2 separate regions of the Homo sapiens genome follow, and region 1 is linked to region 2. Evidence: read pairs that join two places in POLR2A ChIA-PET (ENCODE). Cell type or tissue: HCT116. All regions are shown on one strand. Each heading gives the region's core, and the rest is flanking DNA. Links, peaks and the distances in the headings are about the cores only. Region 1 holds the start of RALGPS1 (Ral GEF with PH domain and SH3 binding motif 1). Region 2 holds the start of LMX1B (LIM homeobox transcription factor 1 beta).

What was found. Peaks named below come from ENCODE experiments on the same cell type or tissue, not always from the same donor. Only the 100,000 strongest peaks of a DNase experiment are listed, where the experiment ranks them.
Region 1: POLR2A ChIA-PET joins it to region 2 with 10 read pairs; 2 of 35 experiments call an interaction of 5 or more read pairs at or near these places.

The regions. Positions count from the first base shown.
Region 1 is chr9:126,911,645-126,920,697 of GRCh38, forward strand. It overlaps RALGPS1 (Ral GEF with PH domain and SH3 binding motif 1), which reads left to right and starts at 3,138. Exons shown (of 19, transcript NM_014636.3): 1 at 3,138-3,331. RefSeq lists a silencer at 3,110-3,539 and enhancers at 4,030-4,099, 5,393-5,442. In HCT116, for the core only: CTCF peaks have their summits at 5,458 and 5,666; DNase peaks (open chromatin) are centred at 3,077, 3,417, 3,727 and 5,457; H3K4me3 peaks cover 1,721 bases; H3K27ac peaks cover 341 bases.
Region 2 is chr9:126,612,229-126,620,228 of GRCh38, forward strand. LMX1B (LIM homeobox transcription factor 1 beta) reads left to right here and starts at 1,700. Exons shown (of 8, transcript NM_001174147.2): 1 at 1,700-2,360; 2 at 3,155-3,341. The coding sequence starts at 2,222. It overlaps LMX1B-DT (LMX1B divergent transcript), which reads right to left and starts at 1,571. Exons shown (of 2, transcript NR_184148.1): 1 at 1,221-1,571. RefSeq lists enhancers at 628-1,596, 1,852-2,433, 2,434-3,013, 3,594-4,173. In HCT116, for the core only: no CTCF peak of the experiment used is centred there; a DNase peak (open chromatin) is centred at 1,683; H3K4me3 peaks cover 1,734 bases; H3K27ac peaks cover 1,515 bases.

The sequences.
Region 1 (9,053 bases), core at 1-8,000, 300 kb after region 2:
AGCAGTGTATAAGGGTTCCATTCTCTCTCTCTCTTTTTTTTTTTTTTTTTGAGAGGGAGTTTCACTCTTGTCCTCCAGACTGGAGTGCAATGGCGCCATCTCAGCTCACTGCAACCTCCACTTCCCAGGTTCGAGTGATTTTCTTGCCTCAGCTGGGATTATAGCCACTTGCCACCACACCCAGCTAATTTTTTTGTATTTTTAGTAGAGATGGGGTTTCACCATGTTGGCCAGGCTGGTCTTGAACTCCTGACCGCAGGTGATCCACCCACCTTGGGAGACAGGCGTGAGCCACCACGCCCAGCCAAGGGTTCTATTCTCTTCACCTTCTCATCAACACTTGTTATTGTCTATCTTATTTGTTGTAGCCATCCTAATGGGTGTGAAGTGGTATCTCATTGTGGTTTTGATTTGCATTTTCCTAATGGCTAATGATATTGAGCACTTTTTCATGTGCTTATTGACCACTGTGTATCTTCTTTGGAGAAATGTCTATTCAGATCCTTCTCTCTCTCTCTCTTTCTCAGACTGCACTTGGCTTTATTGCTTTAAGAAACCTATTATTTCTCGCTTATCACCATCTAAACTTTTCTGTCTTCTTTAACGTTGAACTCCCTTCTTCCTTGCTTCATTTTACTCCCATAGCACTTTTCTCTATCTAGCCTACTACTGTAAATATTGATTTTAATAGCTGCCTTACCCCACTAGAATGTCAACTCCACGAGGACAAGAATTTTTGTCTCTTTTATTCACTGCTGTTTTCTCAGCATTTACAGTAGCACTTGGCGCATAGCAGAGAACCATTAGATATTTGTAGAAAGAATGAATACATCCTTCTGGAAGCATCAAGAATCAATATTAAATGACCTTTCCTCATTTTAAAATTGGGTTTATAATAACTTCTAATATATCACAAAAGAATCTGTGTTCATTGAAAAAACTTAGAAAGTATGCATAAGCATAATAAAAGTATAGATGCCATTTAGCAAGCGTACATTGCACACACTTCTGTGCTTGCCCAAAGTCACACAGGTAAATATAATAGTAGCCAATGTTTATTGAGGTCCTGTTAGGTGCCAGGCACTCTTCCATGTATCATCTCATTAATTCCTGCCAACAGCCTGTCTAAAGAGGTTGCTACTTTTATCATTCTCATCTTTCAATAAAGAAACCGAGGCAGGTTGGGCGCGGTGGCTCAAGCCTGTAATCCCAGCACTTTGGGAGGCCAAGGTAGGCAGATCACCTGAGGTCAGGAGTTCGCGACCAACCTGGCTAACATGGTGAAAACCCATCTCTACTAAAATACAAAAATTAGCTGAGCATGGTGTGTCTGGCGTCTGTAATCCCAGCTACTTGGGAGGCTGAGGCAGGAGAATTGCTTGAACCTGGGAGACGGAGGTTGCAGTGAGCCAAGATCGTGCCACTGCACTCCAGCCTGGGCAACAGAGCAAGACTCCGTCTCAAAAAAAAAAAAAAAAAAAAAGAAAGAAACGGAGGCACATAGATATGCTAAGTAACTTGCTCACATGTACACAGCTTGCTGGTGGCAGAGCCAGGGCAGAACCATTGCACTACACTGTCTCTTGTTCTCTCTCTCTCTTCTTTTTTTTTTTTGGGACGAAGTCTCGCTCTGTCGCCCAGGCTGGAGTGCAGTGGTGCGATCTCAGCTCACTGCAAGCACCGCCTCCCAAGTTCACGCCGTTCTCCTGCCTCAGCCTCCCGAGTAGCTGGGACTACAGGCGTCCGCACCACGCCCGGCTAATTTTTTGTATTTTTAGTAGAGACAGGTTTTCACCATGTTAGCCAGGATGGTCTCTCTCTCTTTTTTGAGACAGGGTATCGCTCTGTCATCCAGGCTGGAGTGCAGTGGCGCCATCACTTGAGGCTCACTGCAGCCTTGACCTCCCGGGCTCAAGTGATACTCCCATCTCACTCTCCTGAGTAGCTGGGACTACAGTCTGCGCCACCACGCCTCGCTAATTTTTGTATTGTTATTAGAGACAGGGTCTGGCCATGTTGCCCAGGCTGGTCTCACACTTCTGAACTCAAGCAATCCTCCCGCTTTGGCTTCCCAAAGTGCTGGGATTACAGGCATGAGCCAACTCGCCAGGCTCTTGTTCTCTTTATGCAAAATAATTAAGCACCTTCTTCGATGATTACCGTTTTCTTAATACAAAATAGCAGAAACTTCTCCCAGAGGTCTTTTAAGACACAGGTGGTTTAACTTCTACTGACTCTATTTATATTCTTTTTTGTTTGTTTCTTTTTTCCTTTCATAAGCTTTGGGAAGCATAATAACCAATCATTCCATATTCATTCATATTACTGCAAAATTACTTTGAAGATTGTCAGAATGATGTTCTATTTGTCCAAGAATCTTTCGGAGTAGGGCAGGTCATAGTACCTCCTGTCTGTGGGAGGCAGAACGGAGTTTTGCTGTGGTTCCAGATTTCCAGGGATTCACAGACCTGGCTTCAATTGTCTTTGCAATTTATTATCCCTGCGACTCTAGCTAAATGACTTAACCTCTGTGCCCACCTCACCGTGCCTGGCACAGAGTAAAGATGTGGGAGCAGAGAGACAGGATCCGGGCTCATTCCCCAGCTTTGCTCCTGTGTGGTCTTGGGCAAGTCCCTTCACCTCGTTGGGCCTAACTCTGCCCAGCTGTAAAATGGATGAGACCGCCCCCCCCCCCGCCCCGCCAGGAACTCCGAGGTTTCTTCTGGCTCTGACGTTCTGGGCTCTGTGCCTACCTCCCAGCTGTGAAGAATGGGCACTAAGGCGATGTCTCGCTCACAAAACCATTTTTGTTGAAAACGATAAATCCCAGGTAGGGATTTACGGGGGATATCGGGTGAGGCCTGGACGGCCGTGTGGGGAATAAGATGCGCGGCTATTTCTAGGCAGGGGATGGGCGTGGCGGGCGGCGGGCCGGGTGTGCTGGCAGCGCAGCATCCCTGCGGGCGGGGAGGGCGTCTGCAGATGAGCTCGGAGGCCGAGGCCCGGGAGGACCGCGGATGCAGCGGCTGCGCACTGGTACGACCAGCCGGCCGATTTGCGTGTCTCCGCCCCTACAACGAGCTGGTTGGGGGGCTGTTCTGGTGCCGCGCGCCGATTGGATGAGAGGCCCGCCGCTCAGGCCCTGGAGCGGACGGTTCCTACTGCGGCTGGGCACCGGCTCCGCTCCCGCGTCTGCCCGCGCTCCAGCTGCGCCTGGCCCGGCCCCGGCCCGGCTCGGCGTGGCCCCGGCCTCCAAGCGAAGGCGCCGCTGCCGCTGGGCCGCTCCCAGGGCCATGAGGAAGCGGCGGCAGCCACTGCGGCCCGCGTCAAGGTGACCGGCCGGGACTGCGGCGGCGGGGAGAGCGGCGGTGAGAGGCGCGGCCGACGGGGCGGGGCGGGGCGGGGCGGGCCCTGAGGCCGGGCCTGAGGGAGCTGCAGGTGTGGGGGGCGGGACCCCGAGGGCCGCCGAAGCCGGGGAGGGGCCTCGGTGCGGGAGGCGGGGCCGGGGCCGTGCCTGCGGGTGCCCGGCGCCGGGGCCTGGCCGGGGTCCGGGGGTTCTGGGGTCCGGGGCCAGGGGCGCGCTGGTCCCCGGGAGCGTGAAGGACGGCGGGGAAGAGGCGCGGGCGCGGGGGGCGGGGCCGGGGGGGCAGTTGGGCGGGGCGCCGCGGCTGCAGGTGCGGGGGGCGGGGCCGGCGGGGCTGCCGTGGGCGGGGCTGTGGGGTGCGGCCCGCGCTGGACCCAAGGAAAGCACAGGTGCGGGGGGCGGGGCCCGGGGACCTGCAGCGGTGGGGGGCGGGGCCCGGGTGGCTGCGGTACGGAAGCAGGGCCCCAGGTGAGGAGCAGGCGAGGGTGAGTGGTCGCCCGAGAAGGAAAGGCCGCCCTCTCCGCTGCCCAGGGGTGCTTGGGTGGGAGCGGGGGCTTTGGGCTCCCTGAGGATTCTGGGGGCATCCGGGGCTGCCGCTAGAAGGGCCGTCCGGGCCTGCCTGTGCCTCTGCTGACTCGGGCTTGGAGCTCAGCTGCCCTGGTTACTGGCCGGTTGCCTCCCCTATGCTACGCCGCGCCCTAAGTGGGGCGCGCTGTTTTTCGCACCTCAGGGGCTTTCCTGTTGCTATTGAAGGGGCTTGCCAGGATGCGGGGGGCGGGGGGTTGGTTGTCATTGGATGATCGGTTGTTGAAAAATGTGTGTGCTTGAAGAGTAGTATGAGGCTTGGGAGGGGTCCTGGCTTGCTGGCCACTGGTACCAGAAGCTGCTGTAGATCTCAGCAGTGCGTCTCAAAAAGACTGAAATGGCAGCCTGTTAAGTGGGGAGAGCAGGGATGAGAATTCAGAAGCTTTTGACTATGCTACCTGGGAGAGTTTTTCACCTGTTTCCTCCGTTGCAAAATGAGCATGTTAGTACCTGCCTGTGTGCCTCCCAGGGGCCTGGTGAGGATAGGATGAAACAGTGCCTACTGAGCAAATCGCTGGATAAAGTTATGAGTTTCCTTTTTCTTGTGCCGATGGGCAGGTTGGATTCAGGGACTGGAGAGTCTAAAGAAGAGAGGGTTTGTTTCTAGTTAAGAGGTGAGACTAGACCACTGTCTTTTCGCAGTTTGGGATGAGGTTTTGTTGGGAGTTCCCAAAAGACTCAGCCGTGTCTTGGATCGTGACTGCTTCTCTCTGCGAGGCCTCTGAGGGAGCTGCTGCAACGCAGGGAGCAGTGGCAAGTGGAAGCAGCAGAACATTTGTTTGCTGACCTTTAGACCCCAACCCCGGTGAGGACTCTGAGCTGGAACATAAAGCTCAGGCCTGAGGCTATGGAAGTCCCTCTGCCCCCATCCAAGTACAGACCCCGATTTTACCACATTCCAAGAGGGTCGGGCGCGGTGGCTCACGCTTGTAATCCCAGCACTTTGGGAGGCCAAGGCGGGTGGATCATTTGAGGTCAGGAGTCCGAGACCAGCCTGGCCAACATGGTGAAACCCCCTCTCTACTAAAAAATACAAAAGTCAGCCGGGCATGGTGGCGGGCACCTGTAATCTCAGCTACTCAGGAGGCTGAGGCCGAGAATTGCTTGAACGTGGGAGGCGGAGGTTGCAGTGAGCCGAGATCGTGCCACTGCACTCCACCCTGGGCGATGGAGTGAGACTTTTCCATCTCAAAACACACAAAAATCCCCAAAAGAAGACCCCCAAAAGAAGGCAATGCCTGACTCCACTGTGTACCCACAGGGGCGGGGAGAAGGAAGCAGGATGACAGGGCTTTTTCTGAATTTCAGAAGAGTGTTGTATACCCATATATGTGACCTTTCAAAGCCCAGTGCCTCTGCTCACTGGTAGTTGACCAGTCCAAACTGTAATGCCTCCTACCTTCGTTGCATGGACAGAAGTGAAGGTAGGTGGAGCCTTCTCTACTAACCTGAATTTTTTTTTTTTCACTGTAGAAGCTGTGGGACTTTAGGGGCCAGGAACCATGGTGCTGGCCTCCCTCATTACCACTAGTTGGTGCAGTGGTGACCCAGTAGCATTGAGGGGATTAGGCCCTTACTGGTGCCTGTGCTTGTGTGGCAGGTCCCAGAGGATCTAGAAGCAGCATGTGAGAGTTCTCCCACTCTGTCTTGGCAGAAGCGGTGTTAATGGCTCTCAGAGACTGCTGCTGTCTGAGTGACCATCATGCTCTTTGGGTTAGAAGGAAAGCTCAAACTTGGTGGCAAAGAAGACCTAGAACATGTGTTGAATAATGAGGGGATTAGCAACATTCAGGGTGGAGAGAAATACTTCATTAATGAAAAATACTGCATGTGAGGCTCTGTGATATGGCCCACCTCTTGAAATGGATTTTCCTTTTCAGTATGGAGGGTAAGAGCTCAGACTTGGAAGTCAGTCAGGTCTGTTTGAAACTGCAGGCTGCCACCTCCTGCTGAGTGAACCAGCACTACTTCCTTAGCTTCACAGAGCTTTGGTTTCTTTATTTGTAAAGCAAGGATAACCATGCCCACCTTGTGAGGTTGTTATGAAGAATAAATGAGACGGGAGGGGAGAAGGCACCTGATCCACCTGGTTAGGGTCCTGTTCTGTCTCTCACTGCCTGCCCATCTTTCAACACAAGCTACTCAGAACAGCATGTAACATGCAAGGAGAGCAGGACAGGGAATTCTGAGGCCTCTATTTTTTATGTAACCTTGAACAAATCCCTTCCTGTCTCCAGACCTTGGGTTTCTTAGCTGAGTGAGGAGGGTGTTAGACTATGTGATCACCAAGAGTCCTTCGAGCTCTAGCCTTCTGGTTAGCATGCCGTCATCTTTTCTTCAAAGGCAGGAGGGAGGAAACTAATGACCTCTTGTTTAGTTCTTCTTTTAAAAATATCTGTCTAGCACCTTGCCTGGCCATAGTAGGTGCTCACCGAATGCTTGTTGAAAGAACAGATGAAGGACTTTGACTGGAAAGAAGGTGTGGCAAGTTGTCCCTGCTACTTTTATGCATATGGTTTCTGTACCCTTAACATACATTTTATTTATTGCACAAAAATATTGTAACATTAGTAAAATTAGTGAACTTCAACATAAAAGACAAAAGTTGTTGCATGGTTTCATTTCATCACACATTAAATTCATTCAATTTTTGTTCGTAAACATACATAATTCTTCATGGTTGCAATCGTACGTATGTAAGCATTTGGGAAAGGCCCAGTAATAAATGGTTTCTTTGAATATCGTTTAAAACTTTTTTTAAGAGACAGGGTCTCCCTCTGTTAGCCAGATTGGAGTGCAGTGGCACAGTCACGGCTCACTGCAGCCTTGACCTCCCAGGCTCAAATGATCCTCCCACCGTAGCCTCCCAAGTACTGCGCCACAACACCTGGCTAATTTTTAAATTTTTTGTAGAGATGGGAGTCTCACTATGTTGCCCAGGCTGGTCTCGAACTCCTGGGCTCAAGTGATCCCCGCATCGGCCTCCCAAAGTGCTGAGATTACAGGCATGAGCCACCACGTCTAGCAAGTATAGTTTTTATTTTATATTTTGAGGAAGTAAAAAAAAAATCACACATGGATTTTTTTTTTTTTTTTGAGACAGAGTTTCACTCTTGTTGCCCAGGCTGGAGTGCAATGGCGCGATCTTGGCTCACAGCAACCTCCGCCTCCCGGGTTCAAGCCATTCTCCTGCCTCAGCCTCCAGAGTAGCTGGGATTACAGGCATGCCCCACCACGCCTGGCTAATTTTGTATTTTTAGTAGAGGGGGTTTCTCCATGTTGGTCAGGCTGGTCTTGAACTGCAGACCTCAGGTGATCCGCCTGCCTCGGCCTCCCAAAGTGCTGGGATTATAGGCGTGAGCCACCGCACCGGGCCCACACATGGATTTTTTTTAAGGCTAGTGAGGGAATAAGTTGTAAGTGTCTTTCTTGCCTCAAGTTGACAGTTCCTAGTCCTTTTCCCTAGAGGCAGCCACTGTTACCAGTTTCTTGTTTATTATATATTCTTTCTCTTACACAAAGAATAGCATTTTATACATACTCATTGGTGCTTCATGTATCCACTTGATTTACTTTGGACATTGTTCTAGCATTGGAAAATGTGTCAGTTAGTATATACAGTTCCTTCTTAATAAATGTTTTTGACTGATATAAGCATAATTTTGTACCTCCACCCCCCACACCCCAATGATGTTTACTCAGTATTGGTTAGCAGTCATTGTTTAGAAGACTAACAAGAGACATCCTTTGTCCTAGGAAAAAAAGTGGCCTTGGTCCCAGTGAACAGTAGATTAAAGGGCAATCCATGTATCTGGATGCAAGGCGGAGTACAGAAAGAGAAAGGAAAAGAGATTTGTTCACTGGTAATTGAGAACTGATTTTCCATTCAGGCCTTGATTCAAAGTCCAGCTCTGTCACTTACTGGCTGTGTGACTTGGAACAATTTATCTAATCTTTTTGCATCTTAGTTTCCATATCTGTAAAATAGATAATGATAATAGGATCTGTCTTTGGGGGTTTTTGTGCGGAGGAAGGGAGATCATGCTATGCAAAGTACATACAGCAATAGCAGGTCATAGTAGGTGCTTAAGAAGGATGAGCTGCTATGTTATTAATAATCTGAAATAGATTCTATTCTTTGTGAGCAGATATTTACTGGACAATTAAGGGTGAGCCATGGAGAATACCTAAAGTCCTTGCCTTTGAGGTGCTCACATGCTGTGTGTGGAGATCGGCGCACAAGCCATTGATTACCAAACAGTATAGTGGGCCAGGTCGTGGGAGGCGAGCATTGTGTGAGATCACAGAGGCAGGGAACAGTGACTTCTCCCTGGGGTGGTTTGGAATGCCTCCTCAGCTCAAATTTTCCCTCCTTTGTGAAACCTACTTAATTTTTCCAGGCACCCTCCTATTTGTACTCCCTTGACTTTCATTCTGTGTGTACCTGGATCAGAGCACACATCATGTTATTGCATGTGTGACTTTTTGCCTGTGTCTCTACTCTGCACAGGGAAAGTCTCCTGCTTTCTTTGCTGCTGGGTCTCCAGAGCTTGACACAGGGTAGGCTCTTGTTGAATAGTGTGATGGACCTGTGCTTAGACAAATCATACTACTAAGTGGTGGCAAATTCTTATTTATACGTCACCAGGTCTCTGGTGAAACCCATTCTCTGGACTCTACTTCTTCACTCCCCAAATATTTGAGTGCTGACTCTGAGACAGGCATGTGCTGTGCTATATGCTAGGTGTAGGCTTTGGGTATGGCTGATGATACTTGTCCTAAAAAATCTTAGGGATGGGGAAGAAGGAAATATTTGTTGCAGATGCTGAAAGTCAAGATGAGGAAGCAGAAAAATGGACAAGTCTGGAATGAGCTGCTCATGCTTGCTGAAACTCACCTCTCCTTTCCACAGAAGTATGGCTGCTCTCCCTTGCCTTGGGCTGGAGTTGTGGAGGTGCAGGCCAAAGGAGCTGAGTAGGTGGCTCATAGATTTTAACTCGGGGGAAGAGTTGGTTGGATTGGCTTCTGTGAGGAGTGTTTCTGGGCCTCCTTTCGTGGCAGAGAATACACTTGACTTTCTTCAGGTGGGCATTCATTAACCTGC
Region 2 (8,000 bases), core at 1-8,000:
AATGATGCGGACACACACCCCAGACACAGGCACGAAGGACCCACACATTCACATACACACGGGTGCAGGGGACTCAGACACAGATCCACAGATTCACCCCTGGGAGTCTGGAAGGTTGCAGGGACACACATACCGTGTGTGCAGAGCCAAGGAGCACACGGAGGCAAGAGCCGCAGAGGCGGGGGCCCGACACGCACAGACACACACAGATACCCACCGACACACACGCAGGTAGGGTAGGGCGGGAGCCTCTAATCCTCCACAAAGCCGGGCCCCTCCGCGGGGCCCCGCGGCGCAGGGGGCCACTTCTGACCAAGCCTCCCGCAGGTTCCAAATCCGATCCGCCCTTTCGCCTCCAGCGAGGTCAGGGGACCCGCCCCCCATGCCCTCCGCCCCCGCCCGGCTCCGCGCCGCTGCCTCGCTCCGGGAGGGGCCGGGGCCGCCCCGCAGCGGATCGCGGGGGGTCAGCCCGCCGCTACCCCGGGCCGCAACCGCCCCCCTGCTCCCCGGTGAGCCGCGCGTCGGTGGGGACCACGGGCCGCAGACAGCCGGTCCGACGCTGTGGCCTCTCGCACCGGACGCGGGTGCCAGGCCCGGCTGGCGCGGAAGTCGGCAGCTCCATCTCGCCAGCTTTCGCGTCCCGTTGCCGAGGTCCACTTTGCCCAGGCTGGCTAGAGCACTGTCCTTGATCCGCGCGTCCCAGCGACCCCTGGCCGGGCACCCGACCCGCCAAAGGACCCCGATCTTGGCAGCCAACCTAATTTCTTCAGAGCCGCTACCCTGGGGCCACCACTCCCTCCTAGCGCCCCTCACTGCAAACCCTAGGAGGCCCGGGTCTTGCCCACTGCTCCTGCCCCTGCCCGGGGACCCCTTTTCCAGCCTTAGTTGTCCTCTAAACTCTCGGTCGCCTGAACCCAGGCCTGACCTTCCTTGTCGTCCCAGTGTCCCCCATTCTCGATCCCGGGGCCCCAACCTCCCATCGGCTCAGTCCCCCGCCCAATCTCTGCCAGGCCCGGAGCTTTCCCAGACCCCTCACCCACACTCCAGGCTCACTCCCCGTTCCTGGGCCTGGGCCCCCCTTGCACGAGTCCAGGGCCAGCCGTCCTCGCCTTCTGCCCGCCCCCGTCCTTCGTTCCTGGGAGCCGGCCCTCTCCGCGGACCAAGCGGCCCCGAGCAGGCGCCGCCGCCCGGGGGACTCCGACTCAGCCCCCGCGACCTACCTCGGCCGACAGTCGGGGGTTCCCAAGCGGCCACTCCCGGCCGGCGCCGTCCCCTGGCGGAGCCGCCGCGCTCCCTGCCGTCCGCGCAGTCTGGCCTCGCTCGGGGCCACTCCTCGTAGCGCTGGAGCTTTACAAAATATTAATAATAAAGAAGGCAGAGGAGAAAAAAGAAAGCCTTCGCTCCCCAACTCCCAAATCAATTTTTCAAGGGGGTGGAGCAGAGGGATTTGTTTCGAAGACGATCAAAACTTCTGCGAGGGGCCCGCGGGGCGGCCGGGCCGGGGAGCCGGGGCCTGAGCTCGGGGCCAGGCGCGGCGCGGGGCGCGGGCCAGGGGCGCGGAGCCCCGGGGCGCGCGGGGGGGCGGGACGGCACTATTTGACGTGGAGCCGGCGGCGCATCCCGGCGCAGGGATACCGGCCGCGGGGTTCAAATGTCAGGAAGTTTCGGGAGGTGAGGCGGCCCGTATCCCTCCGCCGCCAGCCCCAGCTCTAAACCCGGCGGCTCAGCGGGCGCACCATGGCACTGGAGTAGCGCGGGGAGCGCGCCCGGAGCCCCGCGGCCCGCTGCGCCCCGCCCGGGACCCCGCTGCGCCGCGCGCCCCCCCCGCGGCCCGCGGGGCCGCCCCTGCACCCCCACCCCCTCCCCCGCCTGCCGCCGCCGCCACCGCCACCGCCGCCGCCGCCTCCTCCCCGCGGCTCCGTCTGCAGCAGCCGCCGCCGCCGGGTTCCGGGACTGACAAGCAGGTGACAGAGGAGCCGGCGCGCGTGGCTGCAAGTGTCCGGGAGAGCGCGGCGCGGGCTGCAGCCGCCCCGGCCCGCCCGCACGACGCCGGGGCCCGGGGCCAGCGCGTCGCCGCTCCACGATCGCCGGGGGCCGGCGCAACCCCTGCCCTGCGGGGGCCGCGCCTCCCCGGTTCCAGGGCCGCGGCGGCGGAGAGCGGGTGGACGGGCCGGCGGGCGAGCAGCCCGGCCGGCGGGGTCCGCAGCGCGCCCCGCGTCCCATGGATATAGCAACAGGTCCCGAGTCGCTGGAGAGGTGCTTCCCTCGCGGGCAGACGGACTGCGCCAAGATGTTGGACGGCATCAAGATGGAGGAGCACGCCCTGCGCCCCGGGCCCGCCACTCTGGGGGTGCTGCTGGGTGAGTGCGGGGTCGGAACGCCCGAGTGGTCTCGGGCGTGGGATGGGGCGTCGTCCGGCTGTGGACACGGGCGTTGGGGCCAACGGATAAAGGAAATGGGTTTGCAGGACATGGGGAGGAGGCAGAGACAGGACTCCTGGAGTGATCGCCAGAGGGCCGCAAGTACGCCTCCGGCAGGCGTCCTGAGGGGACAGGACAGCTCCAGTCGCCACCCACCATCCTTTCCAGGCTTAGGTTCTAGAGCTGCCACTCCGATGTGGTAGGTGGCGGGTGGCAGGGGTGATGGAGGACCTAGCAATCACCTTGGCGAGCTTGGGAGAGGCGCAAGGTCACCTGGGGTGGGGGAGATTCTAAGAGAAAAACGTCTCCCTGGTCACTCAAACCACAGATTTTGGGGAGATCGGGGATAGAAGACCACGAACGCCACCGTGGGGCGTGTCAGCCAGCGAGCGCCCCAGCCTCACCTCGCCTGTCTTGGTCCCAGCCGGCCACCCTGCGCCGTGCTCGTTGTCATTTGTCTTAACACGGAGCGCGGATTCTCCGGAGAAGGGGAGAGCACAGCGCCGAGCCAAGGCTCGAGGCCCGCGGCCTCTCCACGCCGGAGCCCGAGGACTGGGACGGACTAGCCGGGGCCGCCCGGCCCCTGGCGCGGCGGTCCGGGGAGCGCAGGCGGCAGGCGGTGATCCCGGGCGGCCCGAGCCCTCGGGGCCGAGGGCTGTGGGCCCGGTGCGACCGGGACGCCGGGGCTGGGCCGGGCGGCGCTGACGGCCGGGCTTTCGCCCTGTGCGCTACAGGCTCCGACTGCCCGCATCCCGCCGTCTGCGAGGGCTGCCAGCGGCCCATCTCCGACCGCTTCCTGATGCGAGTCAACGAGTCGTCCTGGCACGAGGAGTGTTTGCAGTGCGCGGCGTGTCAGCAAGCCCTCACCACCAGCTGCTACTTCCGGGATCGGAAACTGTACTGCAAACAAGACTACCAACAGTAAGCGCTTCTCGTCCTCCTTCCCCGCCACCGCCCGGCACTCGAGCCCGGTCAGCCCCCTGCCGGGCCCGGCCCGCGCCCGCTCTGCCGCCGGCTCTGTGCGCGGCTGGGCCGGGCAGCTCCAAGGGTTCCGAGAGCTGCGCGTCTTGGGGCTGGGGCGGACCAGCCCAGCCCAGCGGGCACTGATGGGGTCCTGGGAGCCTCCGGACGGCCCCCAGTTGCCATCCGTTGTCCCGGAATCCTGCGCTGGGCCGGCCGAGGGATTTGGTGCCTGGGTCCTGGGATATAGGGTCTGGCGCTACGGAGGCCTGAATTGGGAACCCAAAATTGATTTCCAAAGGAAAATAATGTTTTAGGGAGCCAGGCCTGGCGGACTGCTTCAAGGGCCTGGTGTGTGGGGGTTTGGGATTCCTGGAGCCTGGAGCCAGGAGCCAGGAGGTGGAGTGCTGGGACACTGAACGGCCTGAGCGGCAAGGGAGGCCCCCTTTCTGCCAGGCTCACTGCTGCACTTTTAGTCCCTGATGGAGAGAAAAGAATGTCCATATTCCCCAAACCGTTCCATGCGGGAATTTTGCACTTGCAGTTTTCTTTGGTTGGAGAAGCACTCTAGGAAGAGGATCTCAAAAGGTGGCAAGTTACAATTTGGGGCTCCCAATGGGAGTGAGGAGCTGACTGAGTCAGCCCTTCCCACAAGGCCTCCTTTCTGGTAGTGTGTATTGAGGAGGGAGATGGCCCGCTCTGCCCTGGTATAACCCAAACCTCAGGGCTGAGGCCAGAGATGTGGGTTGAGCCCTTCTTGCTAACTAGTTTTTAGCTGAGACTGGATTTGTATGGCCGGGGTTGGGGACAGACAACAGGACATGCAGGCTTTTTCTTTTGACCTCCTGGGTTTTCTGCCTGGCACTGCAATTGGGAGGGAGGCAGTGAGGAGCCACAACTGAAAGAGGGGTGTGGAGATCCCCAAAGCTCTGTTGCAGACACAGCGGGTGCCTGCGAAAACTTTAGTGATGCCAGAAAACCGTCCTGGATGAGGCTGCAGAGCGGGTAGGCTGCTTAGGTGGTTTGGTGCTCAGAGAGGGCTGTGTATGCCCAAGCCTCCAGGGAAGGAAAAGCTGGGCTGCCGGCGCCTCGTGGTGAGTGCAACCTACCTGTTCTGCCCAGGGATTGTCCCCAGTCCAGGGCCTAGTGGAAAGCAGCGCAGCCCAACTGTTTAACTGAGGCCTGGAAACAGTGCAGGCCAGAGCCCTAGAGAGGGCATCGGATTCTACCCCAAAAGGCTCTGGCTGTGCCTGGTGGTCTGGGGGCTGAGCCTGAGCTGCTTTTTGCACCTAGCTCTTTCTTCCGGCTGAGGGATCTTTGGGTAGGGATTGGAGTCCATTCAGAGGTTCAGCTGTTTTGCTGGTCCCAGAGTGCAGCTGAGGCCTTCCTCTCAGTAGGAAGCACCCCAGATTTAGGCACACTGCCGTAGGTCGGCTTTGTGCTGTGCTCTGAACTAATATGATTCTAGTTCCGGGAGAGGGAGACGCCAGTCCGTTCAGTCACAGCCCAAGCATAGAGCAGCACAAATTGAATGGGGAAAATAGTTTGGGGTAGATGTGGCTGTGGGCTCTGGGCTGGCTAGAGGAGCCCCTCTGTAGGGTGCACCAGCCTCTAGCCCCCTCCCCACCACGCCCTGCACCCCTGGCCTCACTCTGCTTGCCTGATCCCGAGCTCTGGCAGTGCCACTTACACCCAGCTCAGCCACCAGCCTTTACGACAACACATGGGGGAAGGGGGCCCAGGAAACTAAAACCGGCCTCCAAATCATTTGCACAGCTTAAAAAAAAGAAAAAAACTTGTTAATATATTGAAAAGACTTATGAATCGCGTGTACATATTCTGCCCTCCCCCCACTCCCCATAATTATTTACGGAGCTTCTCTTTAAAAAAAAAAAGGAAAGGATAACCCCTGGTTCTTCAGGCACAGAATGGTAAAGTCACGAAATTTCAGCTGGATGTTGCCTTAGAGATGAGCGGCTCACCCCCTCATCTTACAAAACAATTAAACGTTAAGCATTTGCTACTGCTTTGTCCAAAGTATATTTGTTTTAAAAAGAAAAGGAAAGAGTCACCTAACAGCCAGCTTCTTCAGTGCAGTCCGGTGTGTTGAGAATGATTTTTGGCACAGGGCGAATCTCAGGTCCGAAGACCTCACTCAGTCTGGATCCTGTGGGGCTGAAGCCTGGGGTGGGGAGTGCATTATTCTAGCTGTGGACAGTTCATTCCTCCACCCTCATTCTATTTTTTCCAATAACGCCAATTAGGTATCTGCGTTAGGCCGGCCGGCAGGATGTGCTGGGGGTGGGGGGTGGGGGGTGGGGTGATTGTTATCAGGACAAATAGCCAGTGAGTCGTTTCACAGGGAGATGGAGCGCCGCTCCAGGCAGGCAGCAGCCACTGGAAAGGGATGTTCTTTGCACAATAAAAATTTTTTTATTCACATTTCTTTTTTTCTTTGAGAATTGCAGATGCATATTTATTTCATCTGTGCGTAAATGCTTTTCAGACAGGAATCCAAGCAAGCGGGCGCAGAAACGTGCCTTCTTGATATTGTCGAGTCTGTGCGTCAGCGGTATTGAGAAATTAACAATCCCCCCACCAAACACAACTTCTGAAAAATGTGTCCTCACCCCTGGCTGAGTTGCAGGGCTCCGTCCTTAAAAAGAGGTTGCCATTTTTAGTAAATGTCTCTTCTTCCTTTCGATTTGTTCTCAAAGATCCCAGACACCCAGAAGTGCCAAGTTGTCTTACGCACCACGGGGGTGATTAATTGACACTGGGGCACATTGAGCCGAATTTGATAAAAATCCTCTTGTACATCCTTGGCGGGCAGAGCAGAGCGCCGGCCGTGGAGTTTGGGCATTTTCACTCTTAACTCCAAAAGTCTCCTTTTTCCCCATGTGTGAGTTTTGGGGGCTCCTTCAAAAAAAAGAAAAAGCAGCCTTTTCGGACAGAAAACCAGTTAGGAAACGGAGAGGAAACGCAGCCTCCCCCAAATCAGAACACCTCTCACCGTCCTCCACCGGAGAACAAATGAAAAATAAGGCACTTTCCCCCCTCCCATGTTTTTATCTTGGCGGCTTGGCCGAATAGAATTATGTAACTCTCTTTTCTTGCCGTCTGTCGCTCGTCTGGAAAGGGTTTTTATCCTGAAGAGGTGGAGAATTCCTGGAGGAGGCTCCGGAAGGGGGGAGGGTCGGTGGGAGAGTCCAAAAATCTGTCACAAAATGGAGTCTAATCGCTTGTAAGACAGCTCCCAGGTTTGGCGACCCGAGACCCGCTGGGGTGCAAGCGGGCGCCTTTGTGCACGGCGAGACGCGGGGTTCCGGCCCGGGCCGCGCTCCTACCTCGGCGGCGGGGCCGCGGCGTCCTTCCGCCCGCAGGGCCTGCCCGGGCGGCCGAGCCTCTCGGCGACACAGACTTCAGGGCTCCGCCGGGCCCGCTGGGGGCCCTTTGGGCTCGCCTGTCCAGGTAGGATGTGCCTACGTTGGCAGCAGGGGAGCATCGAGGCTTTGATTGAGTTTCACAGAAAGCCCTCTTGAGTCCTGGGGTGAGTTTTTAAAAAATTTCCCCCAGCTGGCTGTGGCTCCAGTGGCCCAACCGCTCTGCCCTGCGCATTCCTTTCCTTGGAAGTGTTTACCCCGGGAAAGACCTTCTTGGGAGGCTCACCTCTCCCCCCACACTCCCCATCCAGCTCCCGCGTTCGGGTGTGGCCCAGGGGGAGAGCAGTCAGGCTCCGGCCTTCTCTGGCTACTTCTTCTGCCAGCCTGGAAGGCCTCCCATAGGCCCTCCTGCAGGGTGCCAGTCTCAAGCAGCACCCCTTCCCCAGTGTGTACCCCAACCAGCGAGCCCCCCTGCCCCAACCATCAAACTCATTCAGGGCTGCAGAGCGCCTGTCCTGGAAACTGCTTGGGAGGAGGAGCCAGGACTTTGCCTTACAAAAAGGCTTCTATGGTGCTGTCTCTGGGGGCTGAGGCCCAAAGGGCTCACCCTGGCAGCCCAAGTCTGGGGACCCTCTGGCCCTTTGGAGGGTACCTCTCCATTTAACCCCGGCACCTTGGCTGTGTGCAAGACGGTAAGCACAGGCCTTCCTGAGGCTGCAGTCCCCTGCTGCTGAACGGAGGCATTATTCACAGTGACTCCTGGCTCACCCTCGACTCCCCGGGCGCTGGGCTGGTGTGGCCTTATTTGTTTGCCCTATTTTTCTTGAGTGGGGGAAGCAGGCTGGGAGGATCTCCTCTGGGGTATGTGATTGGTGACTGTCAGCTCTTTCCTGCCCTGTCCATTGGAGCCAGGCTTAGAGACCCACGGCCGTGGCACCTACCTGATCCTCCTCTGTGAAATGGGGACTTATTCTGCTGGGGGCAAGTATTCTTATAAGGACTTGAGATAAGGTGCCCCAAAGGACCTGGCATCTTGCCTGGCTTGTTATTAATACTCTGGAAGTTATTGCTGTTACTCTTCTCACCATGAGCATGGCAGGGAATACCTTGTCTCCAAGGACACACACCACACTGCCAACAGGTTCTCTACCCAGGTTCCATGGTACACAGGGTTTACCATGAGCCTCTCCATGCAGGGAGGATGAGGAGCACCCTGGGGAAGCCATTGCCTTTCCCT